3 separate regions of the Homo sapiens genome follow, and all the other regions are linked to region 3. A link is a contact called in ENCODE Hi-C or POLR2A ChIA-PET data. All regions are on one chromosome and are shown on one strand. Each heading gives the region's core, a stretch centred on a gene start or an enhancer-like site at or near the end of the contact. The rest is flanking DNA. Distances are from core to core; before and after follow the strand shown. Region 1 overlaps LOC105377144 (a long non-coding RNA gene). Region 2 has its middle 240 kb from the start of KBTBD8. Region 3 has its middle 190 kb from the start of LRIG1.

Region 1 (4,598 bases), core at 108-2,607, 100 kb before region 3:
AGAAGGACCAGGGTTCAACTTCCTGGCAGCACTCTGAGAAGATGGTAGAATCCCAGAGAAAAATGGCTCCATGGAGCATCTCAGGCAGCACAGCAAAGGAGTTCTAGTCCCCAAACTTCACACCGAAGAAGCCACCATCTTTGGAACCAGCCTCCGTGGATGATGACAATGGTAAAGCTTTGTGGCTATCTGGCTGTGTGACCTTGGAAAAAGTCACTTAATATCTCTAAGCCTCAGTTTCCAAAATCAGTGGAGAGGAGGAGGTGAACCTTACACCCGGAGCTACCATGAATGGTTGGGCAAACCATACTTTGCAAGCATGGTAGCTCACACCTGTATTCCCAGCACTTTGGGAGGCCGAGGCAGGCAGAGCACTTGAGGTCAGGAGTTCAAGACCAGCCTGGCCAACATGGTGAAACCCTATCTCTACTAAAAATACAAAAATTAGCCAGGCGTGGTCGCATATGATTGTAATCCCAGCTACTTGGGAGGCTGAGGCAGAAGAATCACCTGAACCCGGGAGGCAGAGGTTGCAATGAGCCGAGATGGCACCACTGCACCCCAGCCTGGGTAACAGAGTGAGACTCTGTCTCAAAAAAAAAAAAAAAAAAAGAATGCCCTGCCAAGGGGGCACAGAAAAAAACAAGTCCAGAAGTCCAGCCTTTCCTCCACTCATCAGCCCTGAGTCCTGGGACAGCGTTGGGTCATTGCTTTCCTGGCCCACGTAGAGAAAGTAGCGTGGGCTACCCATGGCCTTCACTGTAGCTGCACAATACAGCTTTGATATTGTGTAATTTGAATTTTTTCCCCTCTAAATGACTATTTCTAGCAGTCTCTCTGAAAAAAAAAAAAAAAAAAACTTTCATAAATATATTCCTTTTCCCCCCAAACACACACGTACATAAATTTCATTATAAGAAAGTTTTTACCATATCAGGTACAACCTCCAAGCACCCCAAAGATATCTGCAAAGTAAGACTATTTCCTTTTTTTCCACCCTAATTTATTGATACAACAAATGAACAGGGAGATTTGTCCAGCCAATAGCAAATGAAATTGGATAGTAATCCACCTTCAGGTTTCTGGGTAGCAGGCCTTGAGGGAAACTGAGGCTACAGGGGAATTTCAGATCCAGCCAACGTGTCTCCAGGAAAATATGCCCTTTTAGTTCTGTTTCTGAAAACCACACTGACTGTCTCAAGCTGTGGGGATCGGGAAACTGTTGATTGCCTCCTTCCAGAAGGCCTCCTCCCTCACTTGGAGAAACAGTTCTGAAGTTGCAACAACTCCGCTCAGCTGGAGTTTCTCAGAAGCCCGGCATTCACCCATGACTGAGTCCTGACGGAGCGCTCTGTGGGGAAGCCAGGCAGCGAACACATCCTGGGGAAATCATTGTCCTGCCCCCTGCTTGGCCGCGGAAGGCGGACACCCGGTTTCAATGTTGTCTTTGTTACCAGCTCCAGTAGGCGCTCTGATGTGCATTTTAATGAAAATGGGACACCTGCGGCAGCGCTCCCGATCAACAGCAAGGAGGGAGAAACCCCAGATCTGGACCGGAGTCCTGGGGATCCCCTTTCAAAAGGCAGCCGGGCATTCCAAAGAGGCTGGGAAGAAACAGCCCTTTATCCGCATCGGGGGGCCCCCTGGCGTGTCGCCGGGACCCTCAGCGGCGTGTCCCCCACCTCCTCCTGGCCCCCTCACAGGGCTCCCAGGAGCAGCCGTAGGAGCGGCCTGGGATATTTTTTCTATCTTCCAGCCTGAGCTACACGAGGCAGTTGAATTAGAGTCATTACTGTAATTTAATTTCTCCAAATTCAGAGCAATTTTCTTTCCAAATATATCAGGGGCCAGCAAAGGTTCAAAGAATTGGAGAAACCATTCCAAATTCAGAAAGGTTAAAAGAAAGACCAGTCATAGGGTGAACACTACTACTACTATCATATTTCATAATAATTGTATATTATACAACTGAATGTATTATATGGCACGTAATATATATTATTACATATGACAATGTATAGTAATAATCCCATAAAGATATATCACAGTTATCATAGTATTATATATTTATGTATAGACACATAATGTGTCTAACATTCCACCCTAATTTATTGATACAACAAATGAACAGGGAGATTTGTCCAGCCAATAGCAAGTAAAATTGGATAGTAATCCACCTTCAGGTCTCTGGTTAGCAGGCCTTGAGGGAAACTGAGGCTACAGGGGAATTTCACGTTGAGCCAACGTGTCTCCAGGAAAATATGCCCTTTTAGTTCTGTTTCTGAACACCACATTGATTGTCTCAAGCTGTGGGGATCGGGTCCTGTCTATATTATGTATAGACACATTATACATAATGTGTCTATACATAATATATAATATACTATGATAGATACGTTGTATATATTAGGTAATATATATAACATTCAAAATGTTCAAAAGTAATTTTGATAATGTTAAAAAAAATTGGAGGATCAACCCAGAATCAAAGTTTTAAGAGGAGGAAGAGACAGAGGGTGAAAAAAAATATTATTTTTATAATTATTTTATGATAATATAGACTTAACATATAGTTACACGGAATATTGTGTATCATATAATTATTGTTTTATATGATACTATAAGATATAACTACATATTTTTATTATTACTAATATTGTTGTTGAAGATAACATCGATTGCTTGTCAGATGCTATGCTAGACACTTTCGAGGCATTATATTATTGAATTTTCACAATAGCCTCTATGATGTAGGTACTATGGGTTTTGTATCCCTTTAAAAAAATATAGTTTTATTGAGATATAATTCACATACCATACAATTCACCAATTTAAAATATACAATTCAGTGGATTATATTCAGTGAATATATTGAAGTATATCACAGAGTTTGTAGTCATCACCATAGTCAATGTTAGAACATTTCATCACCCAAAAGGAAATCCCATATGCATTAGCAGTCATTTCCCCGTTTCCCCCTCCCTACAACCCTAGACAACTCTGATCTGTTTCCTATCTATAGATTTGCCTGTTCTGGGCATTTTATATAAACAGAATTACACAATATGTCATCCTTTGCATCTGACTTCTTTCACTGAGCATGTTTCCAAAATTCATCTATGTTGGAACATGTATCAGTACTTCATTCTTTTTGATAGCTGCATAGTAGTCATTGTATGGACATACCACATTTTGTTTATCCACTCATCACTTAATAGATATTTGAGTTGTTTCCACTTTGGGGCTATTACAAATAACGCTGCTATGAATACTTATGTGCAAGTTTTTATATGGATGTATGCTTCTGTTTCTCTTAGACATTCTGTGTTTCACCCCATTTTACAGATGAGGAAATTGAGGTTCAGAGATGCTACATAACTTGCCCAAGGTCACACAGCCTGTGAATGCTCTGAGAGTCAAACTTAGCTCTGTGTAATGCTCTTAGTTACTCTGCTCTGTTGCACTCCATTTCATCAGAGGTTAAAATATGGAGGGCAGAGACACCCATCCCTCCTGGGTCTCTGGAGAGGTACTGAAGAAAAACAAAGCAGGAAGAGTTTCTGTTGCAGCTGAGAATGAACTTTCTCCTGTTAAGGGTAGTTAGTTAAGCCTGGAAGTGATTGCCAAGAAAGCAGTGAATTCCCTTTTGGGGATGAAAGATCCTCTGTGGGGTCTTTCAGACACAGCAGGGATGCCTCACTCCCAGGAATGGGGTTTGGCTCAAGCCTGTCCAAATGGCAGCCCTCATTCTGCGTCAGGTGCCCAAATGGTATGAGAGGGGCCAGGCCGCATTTCAGGCCTCTCTCACTGCTTCTCACCCTGACCCCACCCCAGCCCCCCAAGCCTGTTTCCAGGGTCTTGTCTCCACACGAGGTCCCCTAAACCTCCTCCCCATACGGCTGGAGCCCTGACCTGTCCTGTTCCAGTTCCCTCCCACTGTGGAGGCAACAAAGGGAGATGGCCAAAGCCTAGCTAAACCAGGGCTGGGGTTGGGTGTTGGTGGGGGAGAAAGGTGATGCAGTGCAGGGAGGGAGGGAAGGATTGGGGGAAGGTCCCAAAAGGGCCCAGGAGCCTCAGATTACCCAGGGCAGGGCAGGGCATCGGGAGAGAACCCACAATGCCTCCCCAGGGGAGATGTTGTTCATCCGAGCTCATGGTTATAAAATGAGACCTCTGTGCCTATGTGGCTGATGAAACCAGTGCCGTTTGATATATTTCAACAGAGCATGGGGTTTTTAAAAAACAATCCTACCATAAACATCCTGAATCCTAAAATTGTTATTGTACCAGTCATAGAAAAAGCAAAATCCACTTTTTTTTTGGTGTGGGGGTGGTGCGGACCTAGTCATGAAATGTAGTAGAAACCATTTCAGTTTTAAAGTCAGTGAAGCACCTGTCCCCCATCTGGCTATATGAGCCTGAGCAATTTTCTTAACCTTGCAGACCCTCAGTTGTTTTCACACATAAAATGGGAATAATAACAGCAGTACCTGCCTTTCACAGTTTCTGGTGCAGGATCAAATGGACTTATGCAGCTTTCCCCAGTGTACTTAGCAACCACACTTCTACAGGTTATTGTAATGTGAGGAGCACACACA
Region 2 (4,975 bases), core at 2,235-4,734, 68 kb before region 3:
AACCCTAGAAGAAAACATAGGCAGTATCATTCAGGACATAGGCATGGGCAAAGACTTCATGACTAAAACACCAAAAGCAATGGCAACAAAAGCCAAAATTGACAAATGGGATCTAATTAAACTAAAGAGCTTCTGCACAGCACAAGAAACTATCATCAGAGTGAACAGGCAACCTACCGAATGAGAGAAAAGTTTTGCAATTTATCCATCTGACAAAGGGCTAATATCCAGAATCGACAAGAAAATTAAACAAATTTACAAGAAAAAAAACAACCCCATCAAAAAATGGGCAAAGGATATGAACTGACACTTCTGAAAAGAATACCTTTATGCAGCCAACAAACATGAAAAAAAAAGCTAATCGTCACTGGTGATTAGAAAAATGCAAATCAAAACCACAATGAGATACCATCTCATGCCAGTTAGAATGATGATCATTAAAAAGTCAGGAAACAACAGATGCTGGAAAGGATGTAGAGAAATAGGAACGCTTTTACACTGTTGGTGGGAGTGTAAATTAGTTGAACCATTGTTGAAGACAGTGTGGCAATTTCTGAAGGATCTAGAACCAGAAATACCATTTGACCCAGCAATCCCATTACTGGGTTTATACCCAGAGGATTATAAATCATTCTACTATAAAGACACATGCACATGTATGTTTATTGCAGCACTATTCACAATAGCAAAGACTTGGAACCAACCCAAATGCCCATCAATGATAGACTGGATAAAGAAAATGTGGCACATACACACCATGGAATTCTATGCAGCCATAAAAAAGGATGAGTTCATATCCTTTGTAGGGACATAGATGAAGCTGGAAACCATGATTCTCAGCAAAGTAACACAGGAACAGAAAACCAAACACTGCATGTTCTCACTCATAAGTGGGAGTTGAACAATGAGAACACGTGGACACAGGGAGGGGAACATCACACAGTGGGGCCTGTCAGGGGGTGGGAGGCTAGGGGAGGGATAGCATTAGGAGAAATACCTAATCTAGATGACTGATTGAAGGGTGCAACAAACCACCATAGCACATGTATACCTATGTAACAAACCTGCACGTTCTGCCCATGTATCCCAGAACTTAAAGTATAATAATTTTTAAAAAGTACTATTTGGGAAGGAGGTTGAAAAGGGATTGCCCAATACTTGGAATACATTTTAAGATCGAGTCCCATCATCTATACAGAAAATTGTATGCAGTCCATTGCCGGAGGCACTGTGATGAAATCTCCTGTGGAGTAAACAAAGAGAGAATAAGCATCAAGACTCAACAAGACTGACTCAACCGGAATCAGAAGAGGACTGGCAAGCTCACAACAAAATCATAATACTGGTCACAAAATCCTCCCTAAGGCTGCCAGTTTCCAGAAGTGTAGCCAGAGCAAATCAGCATGCTGAAAGACAAGTATGAGAGGCTCAGACAATGAGACTTTTTTTTAAGGCACGACACATTCTATAGCTCACCTAGAGAGGTGCTGCAGATGATAAGAAAAATGGAGGTCTTCTTCTGCAGAGAGAGTAAGACATCAAAAAGATTGCAAACCTCAGGGTGATTTAAAAGTACACTCGTTGTCTTTTTGATTTTTTGAAGAAGTGTTGAATTAGGCCCCTGTTAGCTAAAGACTTACAGACCCAGGCCAAATTCCAACAGTCTCAACTCCTTCCAGCCAGCTCCAGGAAGCTGCTGTACAGATTTTTGGGAAGGGAGCCTAAAGAGCTAGAACCACCTGGTTTCAGGGTTACTTGGGAGCATCGAGTTTGCTTGACCTGGTTCATTAAGGGCCATAAAATAATAACCAATTTTTCTAATCTGAGCCTTATTACTGGATAATAAGTTGCATATTTTATTCCTGCCGTGGGTAAGGAACGCTCCATTTGTCTTGTTCATCCCTGAAATGAAAATTGCCTACTTTCTGATACGATCCACTGATAAAAACATTGTCTTAACAAATTTTTCTGAGGAATTTCCCAGACCACAGTGAGGTATGAAAACCAAGGCTCTGGAAGCCAGCTGGGGTGCAACAGACCCAGGGTCCAAGGATTTCCCGAAAGTTACCTCTTTCATTCAAGTTGGTGGGAGAGTTTCAGGGCCAAGGGAAGTCATCAGGTTGCCAGACAACCAAGGAGGGCCCTGTCATCGTCTTCACCGGAGAGAGTGACAGCATCGCTCTTGGATTTGCTAGTCATTTATTGGAATCCCCCTAGAACTTAGGATAAATTGGAAAGCTGAGTGTCTTCAGAAAAACTTTGCAGATTGAAAGTCTGTAAACCAAAGTTGCTGGTTTTGATTTGAGGCCTGTGCCAAACACACACACCCTCCTAAACTGACAGGATCAACCTAGCCACCAGCCCCCAAAACACAAACACCCAAAGAAAATAAAGATTCCAGATCCTGAGAATACCTGTACATTTAACTGCAACCTCTACCACCTTTGGTAAGATAAACAACTCAGACAGGGCTTCAAGTGACCTTTTAATCACAATAAGTGGGTTGCGCAGGGCCCTCCAGAGATTGTAATTGGGCTCACTTGTAACAAAAGGCAACCTTGACCACAAGCAGAGTAAAATCAGACAGGGGCACAACCTCTGCCCTTGCTCTGTAAACTCCCAGCTTTTTATTTATGTATTTTTATTGCTGATTTAGATTTTTAGCACTTGACTCCAAGATAAGAGCTCATGCAGCCTAGTGTTATCAGTTCACTTTTTTTCAGAAAAAAAATGGCATTCTGTTTATTTTATTTAAAACTTTATATTGGCCGGGCGCAGTGGCTCATGCTTGTAATCCCAGCACTTTGGGAGGCCGAGGTGGGCAGATCACCTGAGGTCGGGAGTTCACGACCAGCCTGGACAACATGGTGAACCCCTGTCTCTACTAAATATACAAAAATCATCTGGGCATGATGGCATGCACCTGTAATCCCAGCCACTCAGGAGGCTGAGGCAGGAGAATTGCTTGAACCTGGGAGGTGGAGGTTGCAGTGAGCCGAGATCGCAATGCTGCATTCCAGCCTGGGCAACAGAGTGAGACCCTGTCTCAAAACAAAGCAAAACTTTGTATTGAAAATCAAGCAGAAGAGAGAGACGGAGCAAGAAGAGGAGAATGGAATCATCGTGAACACTTCTTAATCGCAACGAGCATCATTTATTTTCTCAACTTGTGATTCATAGGATTTCATAAGACATCTAATCCACCCTTCTCATTTTACATATGAGGAAATTGAGGGCCAAAATAACTTGTCTAAGGTCACACATGTTTATGGGTGCAAATATAATGTTAAAACTTATTCCTAGCTACTGGTTAGCTTATTATTATTCAATTTCCTGTTCATTCTTTCCATGAGAGTTGATTAGCGTCCAAAAATTTGTGTTTAAGGAAAAGCCTGGCTCGTTACTACCAAAAAGAAGGGAAGACTCAATTGGACAAGCCATTTTCTATCTGTCAAGGCCTGAGAAAGCTGTTGCTCCAAGCCCTGGTAAACAGTGCCACCTCGGGTAACCAGATAGCCCTGAGGGTCATAGTTGCAAGGCTCAGGACAGTAACCTCACTTCCACTTTACTCTCTCGGCTTGGAAAAGAAAACTCTAGAATTAGCTATCCCACTGTCTTACTAAGACTTGTATTATTTTTTTTTTTTTTTTTACCTGCAAGGATTCCTTGCTTTTGCAGAAGTTAGACATTTAAGTTAAAAAATCAGGCCCCAATGGGGAAACCCTACCTCTACTAAAAATACAAAAAAATTAGTCAGGTGCAGTGGTTCACACCTGTAATCCCAGCTGCTCTGGAGGTTGAGGTGGGAGAATCTCTTGAATCCAGGAGGTGGAGGTTGCAGTGAGCCGAGATCATACTACTGCACTCCAGCCTGGGCCACAAAGTGAGAAAAAAAAAAGTCGGTTCCCGGAATATGCAATGGTGATGTTTTAATTTCATGCAAAGAGCAGGTCTTTAGTTATCTGAGTATGTGGTTCTCATTTTCCTTGACTGGACTACTGGGAAATTCAGAGGCCACAATAACGTGAAAACAGTATTTACAAGTAGCGTATTGTTGTTATTACAGCAATTTATCAGTCTCGCTTGTAGCTGGACAAATCTTCTTTCACATTGCCTGAATTAGTGTTTTTAAAACTTTTCCTTTGGAGAAATCTCTTCAACTTCCTATTTCAATTCACCATACAGTTTCTACATGACAGAACCAACATCATGTATATTTGGTGTTTCTTACTTTAAACTGAATTTTAGATTCTATTCTTTATACGTAGATTGAAGAGAATCGTTGATTCACTTCAGAATTCCTCAGCCTCAGCACTGTTGACATTTGGGGTTGGATAATTCTTTGTTGAATGGGACTGTCCTGTGGATTGTAAGATTTTCAGTGGCATTCTTGCCCTCCACCCATTGGATGCCAGTAGCACCTCCCCTCCCACTGTGACAACCAAAAATGCCTCCAGACATTCCATGTGTCTTCTAGGGTGCAGAATCACCCCTAGTTAAGAACCACTGGCTGAGTGTGGTGGCTTATTCCTGAAATCCCAGCACTTTGGAAGGCCAAGGCAGGCAGATCGCTTGAGCTCACGAGTTTGAGACCAGCCTGGGCAACATAGTGAGACCCCATCTCTACAAAACATACCAAAACATTAGTTGGGCATGGTGGTGTGTGCCTGTAGTCCCAGCTACTCAGGAGGCTGAAGTAAGAGGATGGCTTGAGCCCAGTAAGCAGAGGTTGCAGTGAACCAAGATTATGCCACTGCACTACAGCCTGGGCGATAGAGCCAGACCCTGTCAAAAAAAAAAAAAAAAAAAAAAAAAAAAAAAGAACCACTGATGTAACTCATTCAGAAAGTGACCCCGGTAGAATGTAAGCTCCAGGAGAGCAGGAACTGTCGGCTTTGTTCATCGCTGTATCAAGCACATGTTAGATGTTTTTTAGAAAAAGCATTTGTTGATTGAAAGACACAATGTGGTGTCG
Region 3 (4,555 bases), core at 635-3,134:
ATGAGAAAAATCCCCGACCTCACTGTCCACCTCCCCTCCGATCATCTTCCTGGGTTCCCCAGTGGCTGAAATCCCCTGGAAGCCAGAGGGCACAGGAGCCTGTTGAAGTGACCCATATGTGTCAGCCTCTCAGGACACGGAAAAATCTAAAAGGATGGAAAGTAGAACAAGCAAGAAAGACAGACAGAAGATATCCAGCCCAGTACTGTTTTTTGTTAGTTTCAGGTTTTCTTTTCTTTTCTTTTTTCTTTTTTTTTTTTTTTTTTTTTTTTGAGACAGGGTCTCACTGTGTCCCTTAGGCTGGAGTGCAGTGGTGTAATCTTGGCTCACTGCAACCTCCACCTCCCAGGCTCAAGTGATGCTCCCACCTCAGCCTCCTGAGTAGCCAGAACTACAGACGTACGCTACCATGCCCGGCTAATTTTTGTCTTTTTGTAGAGACGGGGTTCTGCCATGTTGCCCAGGCGCGTGTGTGTGTGTGCGCGCGCGCGTGTGTGTCGTTTAGATTGGATCTCACTCTATTACCCAGGCTGGTCTCAAACTCCTGGACTCAAGCAATCCTCCTGCCTCAGCCTCCCAAAGTGCTGGGATTATAGGTGTGAGTTATTCCACCTGGCCCCTACACTGTTTTAACCTATTTCCAGAAAAGGTTGATTGTATGCCCTTTCTGTGTCTGTGTCTTACTTTCCAAGTTAAGGAGTCATGTGGAATCACAGAGGCTTGAGCTTAGGAGAACTCTGAAAGCACCAACCCCTCTAGGATGCATAAAGCTTCTCTCAAGTATCCTCAGCAAGTGGCCCTCCAGCCTCCTTTCGAATGCCTCTGTTGATAGGGACATCACTACATATGAAGGCATTTGAGGGCACTTCTAATTAGAAGCCTTCACAAACCAGCTCCCTTGAATTTCCTAGTTTTATTCCTGGAGGTCACCAAAACAATTCCAAATCTCCAACTCCCCTTCACAAGCATGCTTGAGCCTGAAAACTTTCCATTTTGTGCATGGATAATCACTTTCTTAACAGGAAGGAGAGGAGAGGCTACAAAGCAAATAAAAGCCAATTTCCCAAGCAAAGATAGAAAAGAACCCAAGGTGTGAGGAGGAAACCACTTCTCTCCTCGCATCCCACCACAAACGCATCAAAAACACTCAGAACATGGATGCGCACGGTGGCTTACGCCTGTAATCCCAGCACTTTGGGAGGCCGAGGCGAGTGGATCACGAGGTCAGGAGATTAAGACCATCCTGGCTAACAAGGTGAAACCTCGTCTCTACTAAAAAAAAAACAAAATTAGCTGGGCGCGGTGGCGGCCGCCTGTAGTCCCAGATACTTGGGAGGCTGAGGTAGGAGAATGGGGTGAACCCGGAAGGCGCAGCTTGCAGTCAGCCGAGATGGTGCCACTGCACTCCAGCCTGGGTGACAGGCTCAAAAAAAAAAAAAAGAAAAAAGAAAAAAAACAACCTCAGAACATCCTAAAAATGAAAATGCAATGAGGAAATCCCTGAGAACTAGAGCTGGGACCCTGAAGAAAGATTTACTTATGTTTCAAAGCCACATGCTTTAGATTCAGAAGCTGACCCCGCTCCCCTCAGCAACACAAAAGAAACCAAGAGCCATGATGAGCAACAGCTAGTGTAATTAACTAAAACCTAGCGGCTAAAAATACTCTTTGCCCAGGCAGAGGACCACACCATCTTTTTTAAATCCCAGCCTGCAGAAAGCACTCCGCGTGAAAAGAGCCAGGTCATTTGCACGAATCAGTGTAAAACATAGACAGTAGTGTATTTGTTAGGCTGGTAACACATGAGAAATGGAGGAGAGATTTGTTTTCTGTAGCAGTAGACAGAGCATGCCAGCTGGCAGCGTGCCTGAAACAAATAACCAAGACACAACTAGATCTGTGTGAAACGGTGAGAAAGTTTAGAGTCAGTGGGGCAAGGAAGAGCTGGGGCTGGGGTACACTGAAGAACACCACGGACAAGCAGAGAGGACAGGGAGAAGGTTTGCAAACTCTCTTAGTGGTAAATTCACCGTGCAGGGAGAGTCACGTACAGATTAGTTTGCCAGTTCCCATCTCCCACCTGTTCTCAGCTGTCACCACATCAGCATTCCAGTTCCAGCCCTGGATCATGAGCCTCTTTCCTCTTCACTGCTTTTGAGAGTTGAAATTAAATTTGGTTGATTCCATTTCCTATGCTTCTATTTGGCAGTGGCAGACCTAGAAATACCAGAGTAGGAATATCAAGAAGTAGGTTTCAGTTGTTTCCCTGCTGTTTACTGTATAAACTCAAATGCCACAGCAACCTTCCAGAGAGGAGTTTTTTTTAGTCTAGTTATTTTTTTATCGGATAAATAGTTCTGAATTTACATTCAGTAAAATTCACTTTTTGTTTTTGCTGTACAGTTACTTCTGGGTTTTCCTAACTACCATGATGAACATGCGGAACCGTTGTCACCTCAGAACTTTCCTTTGTGCTAAAGATTTGTAGGCAGGCCTTCTCTCAGCCCAGCCCTGACCCTTGGAAACCTCTGATAGAGATTTTCTTCTTCTAAAATGTCATAGGAATGAAATCATAGAGTATAACCTTTTGAGTCTGTATTAGCCACATTTCACAAATAAGACATAACAAGCGCGGAGAAGTTTGGTAACTTGCCCAGGGCCATACAGCTAGAAAAGCAGAGCAAAAACTTAAGTGCGAGCCCACTGATTCCAAATCTTATCCTTTCACCCTAGTGCTAAGCAGAAACTCTGCCTGGCCTGAGTTTCCTCGTCTCCCTCATCCACATGTGAAAAAGGGGCCAGTGAAATCGTGAGTGCAGAACAACTTCAGGAAGTGCAAAGCCCTTTGTGCGAGGTGCATATTGCTCATTGTTTCTTCCAGTCTTTGTTGCCAGCCAACCATTTTGCAGGAAAACATTGTGCCTTCCAAATTGCCCTTCTGAACATGGTGGTGCACCTTTGAACCTGGCCGTAATCAGTCTGTTTAGAGAAATACACACACACACACACACACACACACACATACACACACACTCACCTTCTGCTAATGCAAGAAGTATCTCAGGAGGTTAAGGACCTGTCTGGACTGGAAAGATGAAGCACTGTTTTCCACAAAGTGGCAAAGCCACAGACTTATTTAATGGGATTTGAGGTTGTGCAGGGGTGTTTTGGTCATTGGAAGGGATTTTTCTATTCTCAGGACATAAAAGTAACTGCTATGAAATACAATTTTGACTTCACTATTTTGTCATAAGAAGTAAACATCATCTGCTGGCCTGATGGCTTGAAAGCCTGTCTCTAAACAGCTTCTGCCAAAGGCTTTGAAATGTTTGCTTTCAGACTGGATTCAACCACCAGGATATTTAGAGACACACATGTCATAGCCCCAAGAAGCAGATCCCTCTCTTGGTGAAGATAAATCTGCAAAGCTGTAGCTTTCTGGAAGCCACACAAATATGGATTTGGTCCCTTCCTCCACCCCTGCTCCCCATAAATGTTATGGAAAGCAAATGTCTGGCTGGGCGCGGTAGTTCACGCCTGTAATCTCAGCACTTTGGGAGGCTGAGGCCGGCAGATCACGAGGTCAGGAATTTAAGACCAGCCTGGCCAACATGGTGAAACCCCATCTCTACTAAAAATACAAAAATTATCCAGGCATGGTAGTGTGTGCCTGTAATCCCAGCTACTCAGGAGGCTGAGGCAGGGGAATCGCTTGAACCCAGGAGGCAGAGGTTGTGGTGAGCCGAGATTGGGCCTCCGTACTTCAGCCTGGGCAACAGAGTGAGACTCCGTCTCAAAAAAAAAAAAAGAGAAAAAGCAAATGTCTGCTGTTCTCTGTTGCTACTGTACATGGTGCAGTTTTAGAATTAGGCCCAGTGAAGGCTGGGGCAGGGCCTCAGAGCTCTTGCTCCACTCCAGTGCTGTCCAATGGGTGTATAATGCAAGCCACAGATGTAGTTTTCAATTTTTTTAGTAGCTGTGTTTTAAAAAGTAAAGGAAAAATTGTCATTTATGTTAATAATATATTTTATTTAAACCAGTATATCCAAAATATGTAATCAGTATACCATGATTAATGAAATGTTTTCATTTTTAAAATATTAAGTATTCAAAATCCAGCGCATCCCAACCAATCACATTTAAGGTGCTGTATGACACATAATCAGTGACTACTGTATTCAATAGCGCAACTCCAGGGGTAGAGGTAAATTCAAACCCCAATGGGGCTTCTTCATAGTAGTGTGACCTTGGACAAGTTACTTAAGCTCTCTGAACCTTGGTCTTCTCATCCAAAAAATGATAATGATGTCTACCCACAGAGGGGATGTGAGGATTAAATCAGTTAATCCAAGGAAAGTGACTGGCACATATTAGTGGTCAGTGAATGTGAGTTGTTCATAGAAGCATAATTATTATTGTTTTTACTGGCATCGTTATGACTGTTAACATTGCTACTGAGAAAGTCAGAGCTCATCTGGTCTATTGTCGGTTATCTCATGGAAATGGAAACTGGAATCAGATTCGCTACCTCCAAGGTACTAGGGGATTGGGAAAA

Evidence for each region. Hi-C counts contacts between places; a loop is a spot of excess contacts on that map. ChIA-PET counts read pairs that join two places held with the same protein, here RNA polymerase II (POLR2A). Pooled maps may share reads with other maps.
Region 1: a map of aorta shows a loop between it and region 3 (2.1-fold over the local background). The contact joins two enhancer-like sites. A Hi-C loop is called at or near these places in 2 of 168 maps with a recorded cell type or tissue (CD8-positive, alpha-beta T cell and aorta). POLR2A ChIA-PET finds 5 or more read pairs at or near these places in 2 of 52 experiments (A673 and activated CD4-positive, alpha-beta memory T cell).
Region 2: a loop to region 3 is called in a pooled map of gastrocnemius medialis, with 2.5 times the contacts of the local background. The contact joins two enhancer-like sites. A Hi-C loop is called at or near these places in 1 of 37 single-sample maps with no recorded cell type and 2 of 50 pooled maps. POLR2A ChIA-PET finds 5 or more read pairs at or near these places in 1 of 52 experiments (HepG2).

The regions. Positions count from the first base shown.
Region 1 is chr3:66,795,175-66,799,772 of GRCh38, reverse strand. The region is part of intron 2 of LOC105377144 (a long non-coding RNA gene); the gene reads left to right. Among named protein-coding and RNA genes, the nearest start is that of KBTBD8, 200 kb to the left of the region's middle. RefSeq lists an enhancer at 942-1,492. Within about 2 kb of position 1,357, at least 5 of the 41 ENCODE cell types and tissues checked have a DNase peak (open chromatin) inside an H3K27ac peak, as active enhancers do.
Region 2 is chr3:66,759,805-66,764,779 of GRCh38, reverse strand. No RefSeq gene overlaps it. Among named protein-coding and RNA genes, the nearest start is that of KBTBD8, 240 kb to the left of the region's middle. Within about 2 kb of position 3,484, at least 2 of the 41 ENCODE cell types and tissues checked have a DNase peak (open chromatin) inside an H3K27ac peak, as active enhancers do.
Region 3 is chr3:66,691,045-66,695,599 of GRCh38, reverse strand. No RefSeq gene overlaps it. Among named protein-coding and RNA genes, the nearest start is that of LRIG1, 190 kb to the right of the region's middle. RefSeq lists an enhancer at 564-733. Within about 2 kb of position 1,884, at least 7 of the 41 ENCODE cell types and tissues checked have a DNase peak (open chromatin) inside an H3K27ac peak, as active enhancers do.